Regions from separate parts of the Homo sapiens genome. Here region 1 is linked to region 2. The links are chromatin contacts, found by Hi-C in ENCODE. All regions are on one chromosome and are shown on one strand. Each heading gives the region's core, a stretch centred on a gene start or an enhancer-like site at or near the end of the contact. The rest is flanking DNA. Distances are from core to core; before and after follow the strand shown.

Region 1 (7,290 bases), core at 2,744-5,243, 2.8 Mb after region 2:
ACCACTGATAACAGATAAGAATGCAACATAAGAGTTTTTTTCCAGTGCCAAATCCATTAAGGGTGTAGATTAAAATGAAATGTTATTCAAGCTAGACAAGTCAACAACTCCAGGCCAGGTGCTGTCAAGCAGTGGGGTGTCCGAAGGGGAATCAGAACCAGTTCCCACCCCTAAGAAGCACAGAAACATAGGGAAGAAAATCATGGGACAAATCAGTTACACTATGGCATAACAATGTAACCAAACAAAAGCTCTGAGTACAGGGAACAGGAGTGGTGCAGAGGTAATATGAAGGGGTCTTTATATTGCCACGTCTTAGTCTTAGTCCTTTCTGTTCCGCTATAACAGAGTGCCTGAAGCTGGGTAATTTACAAAGAAAGGTTTATTTAGCTCACAGTTCTGCAAGAGGGGAAGTATGAGAAACAGGGTGCTGGGCTTATGGTGAGGGTCACATGCTAGGTCAAATTATGGCAGGAGAAGGTGCTACATCAAAACACGGTGGGAGAAGGTCAATGGCAAAGCAGCCACATACCATGAGGGAGGAACTTCTACTTTATAACAACCTAAGGTCTCTGAAATTAAGCCAGTCCCAATACAGCTCACAGAACTCACTACCTCTAGAATGGCACCAAGACACTCATGAGAGCTCCACCCCCATGGCCCAAACACCTCCCACTGGGCCCCACCTCTCAATACCACCACGATGGGGAACAAATTTCAACATGAGTTTTGGTGAGGCCAAACTCAAACCATAGTACCATATAAAGCAAGTCTTTATATCACCATAAAGTTTAGTACAGAACAGGGCACTGTATGCGCTCCATAAATATTGACAGAAAAGCCCTTTTTAGGCTCTATTTTCAAATTGTGTTGACATGGAATATCCCTAGCAATAATCCGTGACTGAATTTAACACTGAGGTTGTGTTCTATGAAGAAATCATCAATGAAACTTCTTCTCCTCTGCATATGTAATCCAAGATCTGCATGTCTAGCATTCAAAGAATAATGTAAGAGATACTAATTCACAAAATTTAAGTTGAGAGCACCGCATTTTGGAGAATTAGCCTTTATGTTTGACAACAGGAGCACTTTTCAGTTGCTTTATCATCAGTCTTATTCCTCTGGGCATCACACCTGAGAACTCATCTCTCAACACATCAGAATCTCTTCCTCACCGTGAAAGCAGTACTTCTGTCTCTGATCTTTAAGGGTAGCAGGAACATAAAGGAAAACCTGTCCTATCAGACTCCCTCACAGCACAGTAATGCCCAGGTGTCACTAGGCAAATCTTCAGAGAGTACCAAAGAGTATGTATCAGGACCGCGAACCCCCACACCCTCCGCAAATCAATCAGCTACAGCTGTCAGCACAGAGGACTTCCTTATACATCAGCATCTGAGTGATACAGGGACAATAGTGTCACTCAAAAGGAAAGCCTTTGGGTAACACTTCTGACATAAAACTGCAAACTCACAATGCAGATCCCCACCTGGAACTGTATGTCTGAATCCAATATTCATGAGCAGCAAAAGAAAAGCAGTCAGGCCGGGCAAGGTGGCTCACGTCTGTAATACTAGCACTTTGGGAGGCCAAATGGATTGCTTGAGGCCAGGAGTTTGAGACCAGCCTGGCCAACAAGGTGAAACACCATCTCTACTAAAAATACAAAATTTAGCCAGGCGTAGTGGCGGGCGCCTGTAATCCCAGCTACTCGGGAGGCTGAGGCAGGAGAATTGCTTGAACCCTGGAGGCGAAGGTTGCAGTGACCCAAAATCACACCACTGCACTCCAGTCTGGGCGACAGAGCGAGACCCTGTCTCAAAAAAAAAAAAAAAAGAAAAGAAAAGAAAAGGGATCAGAGCTTGGTAAAACAGGGAAATGGATACAGGAAACCGAAAAAGGACCTACCACACGGCAGCGTGGCGTGACCATGGCGAAGAAATTGATTTAAGACTGGCAAGGGAGCCTCAAGGAGTAAAAATCATGAATGCAGGCACTATTATTCCCCCTCCCCACCCCCGCTCTTTTTTTTTTTAGGAGACAGAGTCCGTCACCCACGCTGGAGTACAGCAATGCAATCAAAACTCACTGGAGCCTCAACCTCCCGCGCCAAGCAACCCGCCTTGGCCCCCCGAGTTGCTGGGACTATAGTCATAAGTCACTGAGCCCAGGTAAGAAAAAAAAAAAAAAAACAATTTGTAGAGGCCAGGAGCTGTGGCTCAGGTCTGTAATTCCAACACTTTGAGAGGAGGAGGCGGGAGGATCGCCTGGGTCCTGGAGTTCCAGGCCAGCCTGGGCAACTGGGCAAGATGGTGAACCCTATCTTTTGGGACGGAGTCTCGCTCTGTCGCCCAGGCTAGAGTGCAGTGGCCCGCTCTTGGCTCACTGCCAGCTCCACCGCCCAGGTTCACGCCATTCCCCTGCCTCAGTCTCCCGAGCAGCTGGGACTACAGGCGCCCGCCACCACGCCCGGCTAATTTTTTGTATTTTTAGTAGAGATGGGGTTTCACCGTGTTAGCCAGGATGATCTCGATTTTCTGACCTCGTGATCCACCCGCCTGCTGGGATTACAGCCGTGAGCTACCGCGCCTGGCCTCTCCAGAAACTTTTTAAAAATCAACCACGGTGCTGTAGTCCCAGATACTCCGGAGGCTGAGGCGGGAGGATCGCTTGAGTTTGGGGCTGCAGTGAGCTGTGTTTGCGCCGCTGCACTCCGGCCTGGGCGAAGAAGCAAAACCCCGTCTCTTAAAAAATAAAAATAAAAATAAAAATCGTAGATCGGAGGGTCTGCTACCCTACCCAAGCTGGTTTCCAACTCCTGGAGTCAAGCGATTCTCCCGCCTCGGCCTCCCTAAGTGCTGGGATCGCAGGCGTGAGCCCCGGCACTAGCCTATCTCCCCTTACAGTGAAGACGTTGAGCTGACTACAAGGGCGCTGGGATAGCAGGAGGCCAAGCCAGGTTCCCGTGGCCGACCCGGGGACCTCAACCACCACCCGTACACCAGTGCAAGGCTGAGGAACCGTGTCACTTAAACAGTGAGAGCGACTATTCGACACGTGAACCTTTCATTGAGACTGATCACGGCCATGGTTCTGTCAACACTCTATCATTATGTCAGAAACACGTATCAGGTCCCGTGTGTGTATCTAGAGGGATGGCTACCAACAGAGAAAGAGCCTCCTGCTGAGAGCAGGCCCTGATATGCAACGAACACAGAGTCCCTGCTATGAAAAGGTGACATTCTTAATAATAATAGCTAATACTGCCAGTCCTGGAATGCCCGCAATGGCCCCATTCAACAGACGGGAACACGGAGACTCGGAGAGGTTAGGCAGCCCGACTCCAAAACCCGTCCTTGCGACTACATCGTGCTCGTGCTGCTGACTCAAAATTACAGACGCCTTCGTTCCGTGCTCCGGGGACACGAAAGCGGGGACAAGGACGGCCACCAAGCCAACATGACCTTCGAGGCTTCAACCGCCCCGGTGAAGCGCGAAAACCCGGCTCTACTGAAGCTGCGCGTTTTCAAAACTTGAATCCCACAGGCAGGGCTGAGCGCGAATCGGCGCTCCCGGGGCCGGCTGAGAGACAGCGCAGGGCGCCCAGGCCCTCGGCAGGGACGGCCCGCGTGCGGCCGGAGGGCGGGGGCCAGTGACCTTGACGTCCGCTCTCCCGAGCCGGAAGTGGGCCCGAGGCAGGGTGGAGGGCGCCGGGCGCCCAGGTAGGACTCACCGTCCGGAGGCAGGGCTGCTCGCCCGGGCCCACGCCGCCAGGCACGAGGAGCTGCTGTAGGCCGCGGGGCCAGCAGCCGCCCCGGCCCCACAGCCGCAAACAGCGGTGCGCCATGGCCGCCGCCGTGGCCCTCTCGGCCCGGGACGCTGCGCAGGCGCGGGCAGGCGACGACTGGCGGCCTCGGGAAGCGGGCTCGGCTCGGGGAAAGGCCGCCAGGCAGCGAAGCGCGCCGGCGGCTCACGGAGGAGCCCAAGCTCTCAACGCGGCGTCTCCTGCCGCCAGCCCCGCCCCGGCGCGCTGACGTCGGCGTCTCCTCTCCGAGGCCCGCCGCGACCTCCGCCAGTGCAGAAGACAGGACCAAATGGGAGGAGCATGGGGGCGGGACCGGAGGCGGGGGCCGACGGAGCAGCGTTGGGGGCGCGGCAGGAGGCGGGGCCGAGAAGGACCCTGGAGGGCAAGGGGGAGCTAGAGGCGGGGACCGGGCCGAGGGAGGACTCGGGAGGGCGAGCGAGAGCTGGGGGCGGGGCTGATGGCGCACGTGGGGGGCGTGGCTGGAGGTGGGGCCGAGGAAGGACTAGGAGAGCGAGCAGGAGCTGGAGGCGGGGCCGACGGAGGGGTGTGGGGGGCGTGGCTGGAGGCGGGGACTAAGGGGAGACGCGTGACTGGGATCCTGGGCTTCCGAGCCTGGGCAGCCGGGTGGGCCAGCCAGTAGGAGCGAGGGGGAAGTAGCGAAGGCCCCAGCGGCGGCAGATGGAAGGACCCTCCGAGCGCCAGCTGAGTCATGGGGTGGTGCTAGGCTCTGGAGACACCGAAGCACACATTCCTGACCCCTGGGAGGGCGATGCGAAGATTCACAAGCAGCAGGGAATGTTGGGGCTGTGCCGTGCAGCCTGCGCTCTAGGAACCCTGTCGGGGAACTGGTTCTCGGAGAGCAAGTCGAGTCTTCCAGGTAGTGGAAACTACACATTGTTTCCTGTACCGTGACAGCGGAGGAAAAAGGAGAGGTCTTTGAACTGAGGTGGGGGACTTGGGGGTTTTTCTGAGACGGGCTCTCGCTCTGTCGCCCAGGCTGGCGACGCTGGACCTCAGGCAAAGGACAGTAATCCTTGAGAGACAGGAGACAAAACCAGGTGAGTCCTGTGATTACCCCAGTGGCAGTAAAACAATAACAAAAAGATATACCAGATACACCATCATACCATGCTCACACAAAAGAAAACTGAGTAGACAAATAGATTTTAGGGCAAGGAAATTCCAAAGAAAATTAATTGCAGGGAAAAGAATATCACTAAGGATGAAGAGGATCGGGTTTCTTTTCCAGAGACAGGGTCTCAGTCTGTCACTTAGGCTGGAATGCCATGGTGCAATCGTAGCTCACTGCAGCCTCTAACTCCTGGGCTCAAGGGATCCTCCTGCCTCAGCCTCCCAAGTAGCTGGGACCACACACGCTCGACCACACTCGACTTTTTTTATTTTGTGTAGAGTTGAAGTCTCACTTTGTTGCCCAGGCTAGTCTCAAACTCCTGGCTTTAAGCAATCCTCCTGACTCAGCCTCCCAAAGTGCTGGGATTACAGATGTGAGCCACCCACATCTGGCCAAGAGAATTATTATTATTATTATTATTATTATTATTATTATTATAAAGGGGTCAGTTCATCAGTAGGACATAACAACCCTAAACATCTTTGTTCCCATTAACAGAAGCTTAAAATACATGGAGCAAAGACTGACAGAACCACAACTTCCAATTATATTTGGAGATTTCAAATCCTTCTTTTGATAATTGACAGAACAATTAGACAGGAAAATAGTAAGTATATAGAAGACTTAAACACAACCAACTAAATCAAATAGACATTTATAGAAAACTACTCATAACAACAGAATACACATTATTTTCAAGTTTTCACAGAGCACTTATCAAAATAAACCATATTGTAGGCCATAAAAATATTAAGAGGAGTCAAGTCATATAAAACATATTTTCTATCCACAATGAAATTAAATTAGAAATCAGTATCAGAAATAGGCTGAGGTGAGAGGATCACTTGAGCCCAAGAGTTCCAGACAAGCCTGGGCAAAACAAAGACCTCGGCTTCAAAAAAGAAAAAACTAGACAGAAAATGAAGTAAAACCAAAGAACAGAAAGAAGATAAAAGTAAAAATCAATAAAATTAAAAACTAAAAGACATAGAGAAATGAATGAAATCAAAGTGTGTTCTTTGAGAAGATCAATAGTCAGAGCAATCAGGAAAAAAGAAAATGACACAAATTGGCCCAGCACGGTGGCTCATGCCTGTAATCCCAACACTTTGGGAGGCCAAGGCAGGCAGATCACCTGAGGTCAGGAGTTTGAGACCAGCAAGCAGGCCAAAAAAAGAAAGAAAAAGAAACAAGGAAGGAAAGAGAGTGAGAGAAAGAAAGGAGAGAGAGAGAGAGAAAGAAAGAGAAAGAAAGTAAGAGAGAGAGAGGCCGGGCAAGGTGGCTCACGCCTGTAATCCCAGCACTTTGGGAGGCTGAGGTGGGCGGATCACGAGTTCAGGAGTTCAATACCAGCCTGGCCAATATGGTGAAACCCCGTCTCTACTAAAAATACAAAAATTAGCTGGGTGTGGTGGCGTGCGCCTGTAGTCCCAGGTACTCAGGAGGCTGAGGCAGAAGCAGAAGAATCGCTTGAACCCAGGAGGCGGAGGTTGCAGTGAGCCAAGATTGTGTCACTGCACTCCAGCCTGGGTGACAGAGCGAGATTCCATCTCAAAAAAAAAAAAAAAAAGGAACAAAGAAACCCCATCTCTACTAAAAAAAAAAAAAATACAAAAATTAGCCGGGCATGGTGGCAAGCACCTGTAGTCCCAGCTATTCGGGAGGCTGAGATAGGAGAATAACTTGAACCTGGGAGTCAGAGATTGCAGTGAGCCAAGATCGCGCCACTGCACTCTAGCCTGGAATGCGAGACTCCATCTCAAAAAAAAAAAAAAAAGACACAAATTACCAATACCAAGAATGAGAAAGTTGACATGACTTCACATTCTACATATATTAAAATGAAAATAGAATATACGCCAATGAATTTGAACAATGAACTATACAAATTCCTTGTGAAATACAAGTTACCAAAGCTCACTTTTAAGACAACACAAAAAGTCCTACATCTATTAAATAAATTGAATTTGTAGTTAAAAACGTTTCCATGGGTTGGGCGTGGTGGCTCACGCCTGTAATCCCAGTGCTTTGGGAGGCCAAGGCAGGCTGATCACCAGAGGTCAGGAGTTCAAGACCAGCCTGACCAACATGGAGAAAACCCGTCTCTACTAAAAATACAAAATTAGCCAGCCGTGGTGGCACACGTCTGTAATCCCAGCTACTTGGGAGGCTGAGGCAGGAGAATCGTTTGAACCCAGGAGGCAGAGGTTGCGGTGAGTGGAGTTAGCACCATTGCACTCAGCCTGGGCAACAAGAGCAAAACTCCATCTCAAAAAAACAAAAACAAAACAAAACCTTTCCATGAAGGAGACCCCAGGCCTGGATGGCTTAACTAAGAAATTCTACCAAAC
Region 2 (6,707 bases), core at 4,208-6,707:
TATCATTAATTGATCCAACACACATGTGGGTACCACTGAAACCATTTTAAAAGCACTCTTTTCTAAGATATCAATGATATTATCTCTAAATAAAGATCTCTCCATCCAGGCTTGTTGGCAGCAGTCAAAACAGGCTACCAGGTCTCACGACTCACCCTCCCAAATCCCTATTTAACAATACTCCTAAATATGATTCACGTTCAAGGGCACCTTCCAAAGGTTTCTGAATGATTCCCTGGCCACTACCAGATACAGCCCCAATATTTTGCTCCTCACCTCCCACCGGAAGCAAGGACTCTAAGCTTATCAGAACTGGTTTTGAAACATGGTAGGAAGGCCTGAAGATTCTGCACAGAGTGCGGTCTAGGCGGTTACCCTCAGTTAGTTCTGGACCCATCCTTCACTCTACTTCAACACCGCCCTTAAACCCGAAAAACAGCATAATGTAAAAGGATTCCAAAACTTAAATATGAAAAAAGTCTGTTGTATGGCATACTCAATAACATAGCTTCAAAAACTTTTCAACGTCATACTTAGTTACAGCTGAGATAAAAGTTAACGACTAAATAAGCTGTCTTATACCCAAGCTCCATCCTCTCTATCATTCTCCAGGTGTAAACTAAACCACATGCAGCATCCCAGATTAATTTTCAAGGGTACTTTAAGAACGAGTTCAAAGAAATTGCCTGTACAAGTTTGGGTTGATCAATATTTTAAACTGGGCCATTTAAGAAAATATTCAAAATATGATATTTAGAATCAGAAGGCCTAGCTTAAAATTCCGTCTAAACTTAGGAGTTTTGTTTCTTTAGTCCCTTTGGGCATTAGTCAACTTACTTATTAGTATTAGAATACCACAGCCTACACATCACAGGACTGCTGTGAAGAATAACCTGTGTATGAAAGGCACTGTAAACTAAGCGTTACATAGCCATTCTTTAAAAATAACATTCTTCAACATATTACTTTGATAAAAGCTTAAGTTCTAATGAAACTCCTTCAATGAAATTATTTTTACAAGCATTGGCTCATCAAATCTTAACCGTATCTTAGTCTCATTTCATTTTAGGAATCTACCAACTTAAATGTGAATCAAAATTGCATCTTTGGAAACTAAAACAGAAATCTGAAATAATTTTTTCTAAACATCTACAATTTTGTATTGTCTCCCATTATTTAAGGAACATAATTAAATATAAAAAGTTAAAAAGGGTTTACCCAACTCTGAAATCTGCTGAGATAACCTATGTTCAAATGGAGTCACTGGTTTGCTTTCAATTTGAAATTCAAAGTATTTCATGATACAGTACTGAAAGTTTCACTTTTAAACTTAAATACATATGGTTTTTATTGCATTATTCTCCTAAACTTTTTTTTTTTGAGACGGAGTCTTGCTCTGTCGCCAGGCTGGAGTGCAGTAGCACAATCTTGGCTCACTGCAACCTCTACCTCCTGGGTTCAAGCAACTCCCCTGCCTCAGCCTCCTGAGCAGCTGCGACTACAGGTGCACGCCACCACGCCCAGTTAATTTTTTTTTGTATTTCAGTAGACATTTCACCATGTTGGCCAGGATGGTCTCGATCTCCTGACCTCGTGATCCGCCCACCTCGGCCTCCCAAAGTGCTGGGATTACAGGCATGAGCCACTGCACCCAGCCTATTCTCCTAAATTTAAGAGTACCTGATAATGATTTCATTTACTTACCTTTATAAGTTACTTGATAAAAGTTTAAGTTCTAATGAAACTCCTTCAATGAAATTATGTGTACACACACACACACACACACACACACACAAATACCATCCATTTTTCCCTCATTAGGATTTTTTTTCCTCCAAAGGTTATCAGTCAAGTCAGTCTTTGACCAACCTTTTCCCCGACTCTGTGCCTCTGTACAGAGACGGGATTAAAACAAATCAAATCGAAAGACCTGAGACTCTTAGCAATGTCTGGCAATGCCCCTCTTTCAAGTCCTAGACTCCAGCTAGGTCCTTTCCTAGATCATCTGCACAACAGAACTTACTGTCTCTTCCCTCATAGTCCAGGTTCTGCATTTAGGAAGGTCAACCAAGATTCTAGAGCTTGACCAGAAAACAATTTCTTCCCATCCCAAGGGCCAACTTACACCTAGCTTGGCTGAAGTAGTAGGACTTGTTTACAACTACTCTGGAGGTTGGGCTCCATACTCTGGAGTTTTACCATAGACAGAGAAACTCAGGCTCACGAGATAACAACCGTGTTATAAGGGCAGCCCAAGCTCCGTTCCTCTACCTTTGGGTCCTCTACCTTCTCCAGCTTCTCCAGGATGTGACAGCTGTCTCAGTCCTTTACCAACCATCTTGCTCTCTAAGGAGGCACCATGGCCCAGTGTTCCCCCTCATTCTTTCTCCCTTCACAAGAGATGGGAAGTGGTCCTTCAACTGGCCATATGTCCAAAAGTCCTTTGTTCCTGAATATTCTGGGTAAAGGTATCACCTGTAAAAACTTTAGTAACTGAGAAAAATAAGCAATTACTCTAACAAAGCCTTCAACCAAATTATGAATATGCAAATAACTATTGTGCCTTCAATGTCTGTTTTATCCTAAATTAAAATGCACAGGAAACAGAATCTTTAAAAAGTTAGTTGCAGCCGGGCGCAGTGGCTCACGCCTGTAATCCCAGCACTTTGGGAGGCCAAGGCAGGTGGATCACCTGAGGTCGGGAGTTCGAGACCAGCCTGATCAACATGGAGAAACCCCGTCTCTACTAAAAGTACAAAATTAGCCAGGCGTGGTGGCACACGCCTGTAATCCCAGTTACTTGGGAGGCTGAGGCAGGAGAATCACTTGAACCCGGGAGGCAGAGGTTGCGGTGAGCCGAGATCGCGCCATTTTGCACTCCAGCCTGGGCAACAAGAGTGAAACTCCATCTCAAAAAAAAAAAAAATTTAGTTGCGAGCATTGGCAGCATCTTTAAGTACCTTCATTCTGTAAGGTTCAACATCAGTGTTTCCTTCTCTGCTCTTCTTTTAAGCTTCCCTTGCTCTTTTCTCATAACAGCAAACATAATCATAATCATCGCTGTTTACCAGGAATTGTTCCAAGTGCTTCAGAGGCACTAACTCATGTACAGCCTTGAACAACTCTATGAAGTAGGTAATATTTCTTATGCCTACTTACAAATGACAAAACTGAGGCATAGGGAGGTTAAGTGAGTTGCCCAAGTCTGCCCAAAAAGACACTGCTAAGACAAACAGAGCAGCCTGGCTCCAGTGGTAACTGTAATACTGTACTGTACACCTAGATTCAAAACTGCTTGTAAACCACTAGAGGGCATGGGTTGTGCCCATCTTTCTCAAAGCTCCATCCCCAGTACCTGGCAGAGTGTTGAAACTCATGGTTGAATTTTTCACAGGTATGCCTTCCCCTCTACACTGTGCTTCTTGGGGGCTAAGGAAGAAACTGAGACTGCATTTCATCCTTCAGGAGTGAGAAGTTTTTGCTCCAGTCATAAATACTTGCTGAATAAATGAATCTTCTATTTACGAAGTCGAACATAAATATAAAAAGCCCTCCTCGAGGTAACATAATCAGGGCCATTTCTCCAATCCTAACCTGGCAAGAGATCTGAAATCAACAGATGCCTTAAATAATATCTCAAACTTACTATTAGGCAGATAAGTGGCTTAAGGTAAACATTAAATAAAATGTTAAAGCTGCCCTTCACTACATGAGTACTGCTCCCTTTAAGAGAGCTGTTTTGAGCCACCTCACTAAAAACACAGACTTAGCAAAAGTTTGGATGTGGTTCATTTACTTTAAAGATAAATTACTCGTTTCAGATAATCCATCTAAATAGTAAATCCCCCTTACTTTACTCAAAACAACCAGGAATCTAAAAATTAAGTTTACTCTGAGTAAGGGAACCACATTAGACAATGCTAAGGATTAACTACAGAGTATTTAAAAGAGTAATTTCAAACTGCAGCCATCTCTGAAATTACTTATACAGGTACTAGACAGTCAATCTCAGCATCCGGTAGGCTTTCCACTAAACAGACCACAATCCTACTATGGTTATCATCTCAACTCAGAACAATTTCTTGGTCCCTTATGTATCCCATGATCTTCGCTTATATATTTTGCACACTCTGCATTTTTAAAATGCATCTCAAAACCTATTGATTTTTTGATGGGTCGCTATTTTGGAAGATTAGCAAGAATAGAAACTATTTTAAGTTAACTGCAATTTGTCACTTCTTTCAATACAAACCTGCTTAACTCTTTTGTCTTTTCTATCGTGACCCAAATTATTTTCTGAGGCTTAGAAAAGTACATATAAGACGAAAAATTCCTTTCTAAATATCAATTCCGTCGCCATCAGGAAATGTCAGAAACTTTGTCTTTTTAAAAATAAAAGCGTCAACTCTTTAAAAACTTCAGTACCTCAAAGGAAAGCTGCACTGTTAACACTGAAGGAGGGCTGGGTGATTTCTGAACATCCGCATTAAAGAAATATGCTCTCCAAACCTAGTAATTCCTGCGGAGGCCACACCTTCTAACCTTCTCGTAATCCACTAATCAAATCGGGAGCATCTGAAAACTGCTACCAGCCAAAGTAAAATGACAGGTATGTCATCCTCAAACAATCCAAAACCGGGTCGGGGAGCCCAGACGGCTAGCCGGGGCCCAGGCTGACCCCCGGGCGCTCCTGGAAGAGCGACTCTAAGGAAACACACCTCCCGCGCGAGCCTCTTCCTTCCTAGAGTGACGGGGGAAGGGGACACCAGGGGCAGAAACACACCCAAACCCCACTTCAAATCCTGCCCCACCGCTTCTCCTTCCAAAACAGCCGCGCCACTGCTGAGCCCGCAGGCGATTCGGGGGCGCCGGGAGAAGAGAGCGAAGGGCGGAAAGCGAACTTGGGCGTTACTCCGGGCGTCTCCCTCCCCCAGCGGAACCTGGGCGCGCCGTTTCCTCACGGACGCGAGATTTTCCCCCCCGATCGCCACCCCAGCCCGCCTGGGGCCGCCCTCGCCCACCGTCCCCTCAGCCAGCCAGGGCCCGGCCCAGGCCTCGCCGCCGCCCGCCCTCCCCGGCCGCTCCCCGCGGACTGCCAGGCCACCGCGAGGCCGGGCCACTCACATCCGTCTGCGTCCTCCTGCAGGTCCTCCTGAAGCAGCGAGAGGTCTGCGCCGAGGGGAGAGAAGAAAGGCCCGGTCAGCGCCCCGGGGCCCGGCGCGACGCCCCCCCCCCGCCCGCCTCCCCCCCGCCCCGGGGGCGCCTTCCCGCGCCGGGACCCCACGCCGGCCCCGGCCCGGCAGCCACTCAGGGCTGCGGCGGAGGGCGGGTGGGCTCGAGGAGCCGCCGCCGCCCGGAGAACAGGGGGCCACGTACCCGCCATCTTGTGGTCGCCCCCTCCTCCGCGGCCGCCCGGGGAGCCGGGGCTACATGGAGCGGCGCGAGCCGGGGAGCCGGTGGACGCGCGCGGGAGGGGCGGCGGGGAGGAGGAGGGCCGGGCTGGCGGGGGCGCGCGCGCGGGGCGGGCCGAGGGCCCGGGCCTGCCGCGGGCGGCGCGGCTCCCGGCCGCCCGGGCCCCCGGCCGCGCCCCGCCCCGCCCCGCCTGCCCCTCCGCGCGGCTCCCGGGCGACCGGCGCTCCCGCCTCCCGCCTTTCCCGCTGCTTGCCGGGTCCCGGCCCGGCGACGCGCGCTCACACCCTCCTCCCGAGCCGCCCTCACGCCGAGCGCTGCGGACGGGGGCGCGCAACCTGCCGCCGGCCGGGACCCTGCGGCGAGTGCCGGAACCCGGCCGGGCGGGGCCTCCCGCGGCCCGGCCGCTTTATTGGGTCACCGGCCTCGCCCACCGCCCTGCCAGCCGCAGCCATCTCGGCGGGCGCGCCGCTCGCAGCCAGCGCCCCATCCCCAGGCCTGCACGTACGTCGTCGGCGATCCGGGGCCGGGGGCGGCTCCGAGGTCGTCGGGGCCGGGGTCCCACCTCCTCTTGGAGGAAGCGCCGCCTCCCCACCCGCCCGGGGCCCTCGCCAAGTGGCTGCTAACAAAGCCCAGGGCCCGGCTGCGGGATGGTTGACTGACAAAGTCATGCCTGCCTAGCCAGCTTCCTCGTGCAGCACGGTGAAGGCTGGGGCGCCGGGTTTTTACTCCCACGTCCTGCCAACTCGAGCTGACAAGGCGGGCAATCCACCAGCGGGAGCGTTGGCAGGCCCGGGGTCAGATCCTGATTCAGCCAGTTAATTGGTAGGAGTGGGGCCCATTTGTAGAATGAAGGTGATAACTGCCTCGTGGGGTTATTGGCATTAAATGAAGAATGTAGGGAACCTAGCATGGTTCTTGATGTCTAGGAGGTGCTCGGTGAAGGGTGCCTATGATTCGCTTTGTCTTCTAAATACTTTTGGCAGCACTTGAGGTGTTAAAGTCTGTATCCCAGACTTTATTAGTCTTGTTGTTTTACGTGACTTAAGCGATTAGCTCAAACGCCCAAGTACAAAATGGGGCTAAACCCAGGTTTTCCGACACGATTCTACCTCCATGGCTCTATCTCCAGCTCCACCCAAGGCCTCCAAAATGGTGTTCTCCTAAAGTGACCAACAAAACACCAAGCTGTGTCATGGTGCCACTTTGGCGATGTGGTCTCTTAGGAGAGGGAATTCTAAGTAGTTAATTAGCTTGTTCCTTTCTACGTTGTAGTCTTGACCAAGGACAATGTGTTG

What was found. A loop is a pair of places that touch in the nucleus more often than their neighbours do. Pooled maps may share reads with other maps.
Region 1: a loop to region 2 is called in a map of B cell, with 11 times the contacts of the local background. The contact joins the promoter of AFG3L2 here to the promoter of PPP4R1 in region 2. A Hi-C loop is called at or near these places in 3 of 168 maps with a recorded cell type or tissue (B cell, CD4-positive, alpha-beta memory T cell and CD8-positive, alpha-beta T cell) and 7 of 50 pooled maps.

The regions. Positions count from the first base shown.
Region 1 is chr18:12,373,234-12,380,523 of GRCh38, forward strand. AFG3L2 (AFG3 like matrix AAA peptidase subunit 2) reads right to left here and starts at 3,994. Exons shown (of 17, transcript NM_006796.3): 1 at 3,736-3,994. The coding sequence starts at 3,849. RefSeq lists a silencer at 3,559-4,458 and enhancers at 4,231-4,762, 4,763-5,292.
Region 2 is chr18:9,609,102-9,615,808 of GRCh38, forward strand. PPP4R1 (protein phosphatase 4 regulatory subunit 1) reads right to left here and starts at 5,458. Exons shown (of 20, transcript NM_001042388.3): 1 at 5,377-5,458; 2 at 5,125-5,169. The coding sequence starts at 5,383. PPP4R1-AS1 (PPP4R1 antisense RNA 1) reads left to right here and starts at 5,706. Exons shown (of 3, transcript NR_110773.1): 1 at 5,706-5,913. RefSeq lists an enhancer at 4,575-4,654 and silencers at 4,925-5,174, 5,275-5,544, 5,645-6,154.